Linked DNA regions of Homo sapiens: region 1 is linked to region 2. Evidence: chromatin contacts called from ENCODE Hi-C data. All regions are on one chromosome and are shown on one strand. The core of a region is the stretch at or near the end of the contact, and the rest is flanking DNA. Distances in the headings are between cores, read along the strand shown. Region 1 holds the start of ING4 (inhibitor of growth family member 4). Region 2 holds the start of SLC2A3 (solute carrier family 2 member 3).

Region 1 (4,615 bases), core at 1,971-4,470, 1.3 Mb after region 2:
AATTCTCCAGTCATGGAAGGGTACAGTTTCATGATGTCTCCAGTGAAATCCTGGTTTATGAGGACTTCTACATACACATTCTGTCATGGGGATTGCATTGCCTAAATATGTGAGAGCAAGGCTTTGGTTATGTGTTAACAAAACAGCTAAGCTCCCTATGGAAGAAAAATGGAAGCCTCTTGAAAGGACCTACACTCCTGCCTGAGTCTGTGGAAGAGGGGCTTGCAGTTGGCAATGTGTATACATATGTGTATTTGTTACCTTGTGGAAATCATAACCGGTTAAGGGGTGCAAGATTGATTTATGCAGGAGAGCTGTAGTACTATGGAGTAGAATGTGGTCATGAAACCTGGACTTCAGCCCTTTGCCTACCATCAACCAGTGTTGGCCAGGGTGCTTCTTCAACTGTTAGTGAAGGGATTGGACTAGATAACTCTGAAGATACCTTTTTTGAGAATTAAGTAACTTGCTTTAAGGCTGGGTGCGGTGGCTCACGCCTGTAATCCCAGCATTTTGGGAGGGCGAGGCAGGCAGACTACTTGACGTCAGGAGTTCAAGACCAGCCTGGCCAACATGGTGAAACCCCATCTCTACTAAAAATACAAAAATTGATGGCCGTGCACGGTGGCTCACGCCTGTAATCCCAGCACTTTGGGAGGCCGAGACAGGTGAATCATGAGGTTAGGAGCTCGAGACCAGCCTGGCCAGTATGGTGAAACCCCGTCTCTACTGAAAATACAAAAAATAAGCTAGGCATAGTGGTGGGCGCCTGCAATCCCAGCTACTCAGGAGGCTGAGGCAGGAGAATCTTTTGAACCTAGGAGGCAGAGGTTGCAGTGAGCCAAGATCGTGCCATGGCACTCCAGCCTGGGCGACAGAGTGAGACTCTCTCTCAAAAAAGTAAAATAAAAATACAAAAATTAGCCAGGTGTGGTGGCACGCGCCTGTAGTCCCAGCTGCAGGCTGAGGCAGAAGAATGACTTGAACCTGGGAGGCGGAGGTTGCAGTGAGCCGGGATTGCACCACTGCACTCCAGCCTGGGCCACAGAGCGAGATTCTGTCTGGAAAAAAAAAAAAAAACAAAAAAAAAAAAACCTTGCTTTAAGCACCGAAAAAGTTGTGAAAGTTGTGACCAAGCTCCCACATCCTGAGAACTCTGGGACTGCTGGCCAATAGTACTTGTTATGTAGTTGGGCTGGGATAAATAAAGCCCACTTAATTTAGTGCTAGATATCCTGTGTGGGCACCTAAGATGGTGTCTCAATATGTTGTGTAATACCAATGAATGTATCACATATGACCAAATATGCCAATGTTTCTTAGCTCCCTGCATATTTACTGCTTTTTCCTCCCACTCTCACCAACTCTTGAAAAGGCCCTAATGGCCCTAACTTCATCACCAGTATTAGAACTAGAATCTACTCTTTTTATGGATACACTCACACTCACTTATTCCAACAACCCTATGAGGGAGGTAGTAGTCTCATTGTATAGTAAAACAGGCACAGAGATCAAGTTACCGAAAAGCATGACTTTTGTAATTAGAGCAGTTTCCCGGATTCTATTGCTGTATCTTACTACCTGCACACTAGTAAACCTGGGGTTTACAGGCTACAGATCCTTTCAGCTCTGATACCCCCACCACTCTACAGCCCCTGAACCCCCTCCTCCAGCCTGCTCTTACTGTCCAGATAATGTTTCAAATACATCCCTGCATCCATCTCGAAGCAAAACAAAGCAACTTCCAATCCGCCCCGGGTTGGAAGTTCCTCTTCTCCACATATTTGGTAGAAATTATATAGCTGAAAGTCTGTCTCTTTAAAAACTTGCCGTAAGACATTGGTAATTCTTATGAAGGATGTGTGAGGGTACGAAAAGTGTGAGGGGTGGCAGCTATCTCTAAAATACTATCTTACTAACACCACTATTAGGTTATGGCCTTTGTGTTGGCAGTGTGTTGACAGCCTAGTGTGTTGGCAGCCTCTCATACCCTTGACTGCTTCCCATTCTGATGAAAACCATAGAAATCACTCTACCATAGCTGACTAGAGTGATGGCTAGCAACTAACTAGCCAACTAGCCCAGTAGTGATACTGCTGCATCCCTCAATCCCTTCAGAATTATGATGCTAACATCACATATAAACAAAAGGAAAACAAAAACACGAGATTTCCCCCTTAGAGAGTAGCAAGAGGGGCCAGGCACAGTGGTTCGCACCTGTAATCCCAGCACTTTGAGAGGCTGAGGTGGGCAGATCACCTGAGGTCGGAAGTTCGAGACCAGCCTCACCGACATGGAGAAACCCCATCTCTACTAAAAATACAAAATTAGTCTGGCGTGATGGTGCATACCTGTAATCCCAGCTACACGGGAGGCTGAGACAGAAGAATCACTTGAACCCGGGAGGTGGAGGTTGCGGTGAGCCATGATCACGCCATTGCACTCCAGCCTGGGCAATAAGAGTGAAAATTCTGTCTCAAAAAAAAAAAAAAAAAAGCAAGAGGGCAAGGCAGGAAGTAATATTTTATATGTGAAAGTGTATTCTAGTGTAACGTACAGGAGCTCTGACAAAAGATGTGCAGAATTATAGCTTTATTATGAGTCATTCTTTGTATTTATAAGTAGAAAGGTGATCATCTTTCTCAAGTTAAAAAAATAATGCTGGGGGAGATGGTGTTTGTGTGAGTGAATAGAAATTCAGACGGTTTAAATGTCTCAAGGCCTGATACTCTTCCCCAACTTCCTTAAGAAACTAACTGGCTTGAAAAAAGTCATTCTGCAAAAGAGGGAAAAAAAGTTGGATCTTCCAGTTGCTGAGAAGGTATGTTTACGCAATATGAGCCTAAAGTGAACAGTTACCCCTGCACGGATTACCATACATTCCCGTTTTGGAGGGAAAAAAGTTTGCTAGAGAATGCAAAATGGCGACCTCCAGTGACGTCATACCTGTCTCGGTCGCGTCCTGGGGTGTCTGTAAGGGCGGAAGCGGGCTACAGCCGCCTCACTGTGGGCGGTCGTGGCTACCATGCAAAAGGAAAAGTTTCAGTGTCGGGCGGATGTGTACCGGCGGTAATATAGTAAGGGCGGAAGTTCTCCTTTAAGGGCGGAAGTTCTCCTTTTAAGGGCGGAAGTTCTCCTTTTAAGGGCGGAAAGGCTTTAGCCGCAAAATGGCTTCGGCCCCTGTCGCGTTACAGTCACTTCCGGGGCGGATCGGAAGTTGCTTTGTTTTGCTTCGAGATGGCTGCGGGGATGTATTTGGAACATTATCTGGACAGTAAGAGCAGGCTGGAGGTGGGGGTCGGGGCTGCAGAGTGGTGCGGGGATCAGGGATGAGAGGATCTGTAGCCCTTAAGTTCCAGTGACGAGAAGGTCACAATTATGAAGCGGTTCTGTGGCAGGAAATATTGGAGGGTGCGGAGAAAGAGGGGGCGGGGCAGCAGGATCGAGGCCCCGCTGATGGGTGTAGACGAGGGAGGGGTGCGGTGTGGGGGTTAGAGACGTGTCTTGAAGGGCTAGTGTGCATGGCCAGGAAGATAGTTGCTGCCCCCATTCTCCAGGGTCTCCAGCCTCGGTAGATTTTTTTCCCCATAGTCGTTCAGAATCGTTATCACACACTGCCATTTGGAGAAGCGGTAAAGACCTCTCCTCCACTCCATTCTTCCTCAAAAGTGGCTTCTCATGGGGTTGAGAGTGGTGGTGATGAGTGACCACTGTCAGATGATGAACTAGAACGCTTCTCTTCATGGAGTAAAGATCTAATTCCCATCAAATGAAAATCTGGTGTTTATGCGATTTATGTAAACCACCCCTGCAGAAAGCCTATTGCTCTGTGCGCTTACATTTGTTTTAGGGCCCGGAGTCATTTATTCAACAAATATTTATTGAGGTCCTGCTATGGGTCAGACATAATGGCAGGCACTAGGGATAGAAAAATGAGTAAGACAAGGCTCCTGCCCTCAAGAAGCTCACGATCTAGTAGGAAACAGATTCTGCAAATAATTATAAAACACTGTGACAAGTGAGATAATGGAAATACATTAAAAAGGACACTTGGTAGGCAACCCTGGAGAAAAGGGGGGTAATTACCTGGGGATGTAGGAAAAGCTTTACAGCGGAGGTGATGTTTGAATAGGGTCTTGAAGGTTATTTGCCAGTGAGGAGAGAAAAAAGGAATTCCAGGTTGGGGAAAGCATCCGCAAAGGTACTGTGATGGGTTTGTGGCAAGGTCAAGGGTGTTTGATATTTATGACTCAGAGGTCAGCGTATTTGATATTTATGAATCTAAGGTAAGAAATTGAGAAAGGAGACTGGAGAAAGAGGCTGAGGCTAGATTGGACAAGGTCTTTTAAGCCAAACGAAGAAGTTTGCATTTTAAAGTAGAGTATGATTTTTATAGAGGAAAATGACTAATATATGGTAAATTGGAGCATGATATTGTTGATAACAGAGATCAATTAGTGATAACATTCCAGGACAGAGATAAGAACCTGATTTTAGGGAGTTACAGAAGTATTTAGGAGTTAAATATGAAAGGACTGACTGAATGACTGAGTGGTTGAGAGAGAAGGAAGAATCTAAGGTGGCTTCTTCCTGCTTAGAAAGTGAGGTAGACAGG
Region 2 (4,583 bases), core at 1,145-3,644:
TTATGAAAAAAATTTATCTTGTTTCTTTTAAAATTTTTAGTGTGGCTACTAGAAACCATAATGTGACATGCTCATATTATATTTCTATTGGACAGCACTGCCCTTTGGGATATCCTTTTTCCTTTAGATACTAAATTCAGTTGCTGTGGTGACTAAAGGGGCCTCTGGCTCAGCATTTCCTGGAAGGCAATGGTGAGATGGGGGAGGGGAGTTGTCATCAAATCAGATTTTAACAATATCCTCGTTAAAGCAAAGGAAGCAACAGTAATCTAGTTTTCTCGGGTCCAGCAGTATCAATTTGAATTCTAGGCCCTCAACCAAAACCCTAAAGGAAGATACACTTTCTCCAATTCACCACTGGGAAAAAGTTTATCTCTTTACCAAGCGTCCTTCACCCACCCTGCCACCTCCAGTACTGAAAGGGTTGCAAGCTACAAATGAATGGGCATTAGGAATTTGATAGTTGATATTCCTCCTCCAAAAAAGCCTAGATACTATCTCTCACTTACCCAGCTGTTTAAACACAAACCAAGTTGTTTTGCTTTGTTTACTCTCAACCTGGAACCACTCTTCTCTCTCCCCGATTATCCCTCCCTCAGTTCTCATTCCTATTTTCTTCTCCTGCTTAGCTTGTTCAGTTTTCTTGTATAGCTTAGTAATCAGATACTTATGTAACACTTTTCTTTCAAGAAACTCACAGTCCATAACTAATAGGATATTAATAATCTTTTCCAGTTATGTGAGAATTACTTGCCCTAGTCCCTTTTTATACTTTATAAAAAGGGAAGAAGGGAAACACTATAAATGACTTGTGGGTCAGAACTCTTTTGTCCTATTATTCTTTTTTTTTTTTTTTTTTGAGACGGATTCTTGCTCTGTCGCCCAGGCTGGAGTGCAGTGGCGCTGTCTTGGCTCACTGCAAGCTCCGCCTGCCGCGTTCACGCCATTCTCCTGTCTCAGCCTCCCGAGTAGCTGGGACTGCAGGCGCCCGCCACCATGCCCGGCTAATTTTTTTTTTTTTTTTTTTTTTTTTTGTATTTTTAGTAGAGAATGGTTTCACCGTGTTAGCCAGGATGGTCTTGATCTCCTGACCTCGTGATCCGCCCACCTCGGCCTCCCAAAGTGCTGGGATTACAGGCGTGAGCCACCGCGCCCGGCCTTTTTTTCTATTATTCACTGAAGAATCACCAGCTTCTTGGAGAGTACCTGATACATAGCGTGTATTCGGCAAATACCTGCTTAATTGAATTCGGTATTTATTGCATTTCTAGATGCTATAAGCTTGAGACTAGCAGAAAGTGATGCAGAATTCAGAATGGGTGATATGGCAAATGCCTTATTAAATATAGGGCTCGGCGCGGTGGCTCACACTTGTAATCCCAGCACTTTGGGAGGCCAAGGCGGGCAGATCACAAGGTCAGGAGTTTGAGACCAGCCTGGCCAATATGGTGAAACCCCGTCTTTACTAAAAATACAAAAATTAGCGGGGCGTGGTGGCGGGCGCCTATAGTCCCAGCTACTCGGGAGGCTGAGGCAGGAGAATTGCTTGAACCCGGGAGGCGGAGGTTGCAGTGAGCCGAGATCGCACCACTGCACTCCAGCCTGGGCGACAGAGAGAGACTCCATATCAAAAAAAAAAAAAAAAAAAAAAAAAGGATATGGATTGTATTCCATAAACAGTTGAACCTCTTATTCCTACTGCCCTGATAGTTGGTCTGGCTCCTAGAAATTCAGATTTTCTTCCCTCCAGGTGAGATTATGCGAAGAAAGGAACACTGGCAAAATTATTTCCCTGATTTTCTTCTCTCAGGCTGTCTTTCCCTCCCCTTTAAGATTGTGTACTCCGTCTCAAAAAAAAAAGAAAAAAAAAAGATTGTAGACCCAGCCTATAAATTCATAGGATCAAGAATTCTTACTAACACTCTTTCTAACAACCTTAAATCTCTGATAGTAGCACCCACTTGACTTCGTTTTGTATGGATAGATTTATTCTAATCTCTCTGTAGATTGTTTTAATCCCAAGCAGATGCGAGAGCATAAAATAGTGTATTTGCCCTCCCTCCAGGCTTTTCTGGTAGTATTTTGTCTGTGAAACTAAGAGGCTCTAGCTGCTATTAGAAGAGGGAAGGAGTAAGGATGAGCTTTTGAAAAAAAAAAAAAAAAAAAAACCCAGGGTGGAGAGAGTGGAAGGATGTGGTTTTAAGAGAGGGGGGAGGGAGGGCGTTATTGTCTGTGGGGCGGGGGCGGGGGTAGTTCTGATAACACAGAATTCCGAGAGATCACAAGATTGCTTCAGGGGGGTGGGGTGGGGTGGGGTGGGGCTGGGGGCTTGTCGCCCTTTCAGGCTCCACCCTTTGCGGAGATTATAAATAGTCATGATCCCAGCGAGACCCAGAGATGCTGTAATGGTAAGACTTTGGATCCTTCCTGAGGACGTGGAGAAAACTTGCTGCTGAGAAGGACATTTTGAAGGTTTTGTTGGCTGAAAAAGCTGTTTCTGGAATCACCCCTAGATCTTTCTTGAAGACTTGAATTAGATTACAGCGATGGGGACACAGAAGGTAAGAATGATATAATTACTGGTTATTTTTGCTTGTTTGGGATACACTCAGAAAGGCAAATATTAATGGTAATCTCCTTGTTCTATTTTCTCCTAAGTCACCAAGCTATCTTAAGGCCTTTTCATTTCGTCTCTAGCCTGCACTGCTGCCGCTTCATCAGTTCTCTTTGAATGTCATACAGTTCTGTTCACCTTATCATAGGAAAGTCACCCGGAGAAGTTGTGTTTGCTTCTCAGGTTTATTTTAGGTAACCATATGCCACTGAGGACGAGATGGTTGAGTGTTTAGAGGATCGGGCTGCTTGGTTGTATGGATTACAAGTGTGGGTCTCAGAGCCAGTGTGAAGACTTCTCTGGAAGCATTAGACCTTGAAAAGGTCTGTGTTTGGAGGCACAGGCCAGGGTCTGGCCATCTGTTTGTCCTATAACATATGGGGTTCGTGGATGCTAAGGAGAAAGAATTCCAGTTGTCCTTCCTATTAGGGTTAAAATCGTGAGTGCAGGACATACTAAAATATTGAGTGTTGTATATGCATTATTTGCAGGGAGAAAGGCTTTTCTTTTTTTTCTGATTGAGTTTTACTCTTGTTGCCCAGGCTGGAGTGCAATGGAGCGACCGCAGCTCACCACAGCCTCCGCCTCCCGGGTTCAAGCGATTCTCCTGCCTCAGCCTCCTGAGTAGCTGAGATTACAGGCATGAACCACCGGGCCCGGCTAATTTTGTATTTTTAGTAGAGACGGGGTTTCTCTATGTTGGTCAGGCTGGTCTCGACTCCCGACCTCAGGCGATCCGCCGGCCTCGGCCTCCCAAGGTGCTGAGATTACAGGCATGAGCCACTGCGCGCAGCAAGAAAGGCATTTTTTACCAAGATAAATTTAACTAAAAATAAGGGGCCAGGTGTGGTGGGTCACACCTATAACCCCAGCATTTGGGAAACCAAGGCAGGAGGATCACATGAGGCCTGGAGTTTGAGACTAGCCTTGGGCAATATAGTGAGATCCCATCTCTACAAAGCAGAAAGAAAGAAAATGTAGGAAAATAAGAAAGGGATGGAAAATTATGAGACTAAAGAAGAAAAGGCTCTCAAAGATAGTGAATGATGAGAGGAGACAGAAGAGATTTTTACTAAACGGAAAAAGATTTAACAGAGCATTGCACTGGCAGGGCCCTCCGGGGTACCGATGCTTAGCTGGGACTGAGACATCTGGGAGGCTGCAGGCAAGGTCACTTCTCCTGCTGAAGCTCCCAGCCTGCTGCCTAATCTGCCCGACCTGAAAGGAAAGGAGTTTAAGATATGAAAGGTTGAAGGGATTTTGGGTGGTGGGGTGGGGGGGAATGGCGTAGAAGTTGGCCTCAGGTATAAAAATTGAGCTGCCCCAAGGTAGAAATGGAAAATGTCTCGCCCGGCTGAATTATTCCAGGCAAGGTGAAGATGACCGGTTCTCCCCACTAAGAAATGTCTCTTATATGTTGGGTTCGCCCTTATATGTTGGGTTCAGAGTAAGTACTTTCTTCCCCTGCGCGGGAGTTAGGGATAGCAGAACTGTATTTAATAAACGAAGACTGAAATGGGGCCAGGATGCAGTGAGTAGATCCAGTAGGTTACATGGTCCTGAGAGATAAGAGACTCAAAGAGCCACCCAGCAGTGAAGACACAAACTACCACCCCCTCCACCACCACCAGTGGGCTTCCGTGGAGTCTGGGGTACAGATCAGACTGCACTGTATTTGTTTCCAGAATGGTCAATTCTTAGTAATCCTACCCGAGACTGTCTTTTTCTCTGCCCTCCCAGTTCGTGAGTGGAATTCTATGCCTACATTTGCCTGATGCAAGTTTTTAAATATTTCCAAACTGACCAACCCAGTTTCTCTTAACTTCTTCCTTCCCCAATTTTCTTTCATTTTTACCAAGTTAACTTCACATTCTTATCTCCAGATAAGTTCTTTAGTATAATCTATTCCTTTGTCTTCCCCATTAATTACCTAAATCTCATTGGATGTTCTTTTCATACCACTCATAAC

The links. A loop is a pair of places that touch in the nucleus more often than their neighbours do. Pooled maps may share reads with other maps.
Region 1: a pooled map shows a loop between it and region 2 (11-fold over the local background). The contact joins the promoter of ING4 here to the promoter of SLC2A3 in region 2. A Hi-C loop is called at or near these places in 5 of 50 pooled maps.

Annotation. Positions count from the first base shown.
Region 1 is chr12:6,661,724-6,666,338 of GRCh38, reverse strand. ING4 (inhibitor of growth family member 4) reads left to right here and starts at 3,220. Exons shown (of 8, transcript NM_016162.4): 1 at 3,220-3,274. The coding sequence starts at 3,238. RefSeq lists an enhancer at 3,190-3,249.
Region 2 is chr12:7,933,998-7,938,580 of GRCh38, reverse strand. It overlaps SLC2A3 (solute carrier family 2 member 3), which reads left to right and starts at 2,394. Exons shown (of 10, transcript NM_006931.3): 1 at 2,394-2,561. The coding sequence starts at 2,547. RefSeq lists a cis regulatory region at 20-367, a silencer at 2,216-2,265 and an enhancer at 3,333-4,286.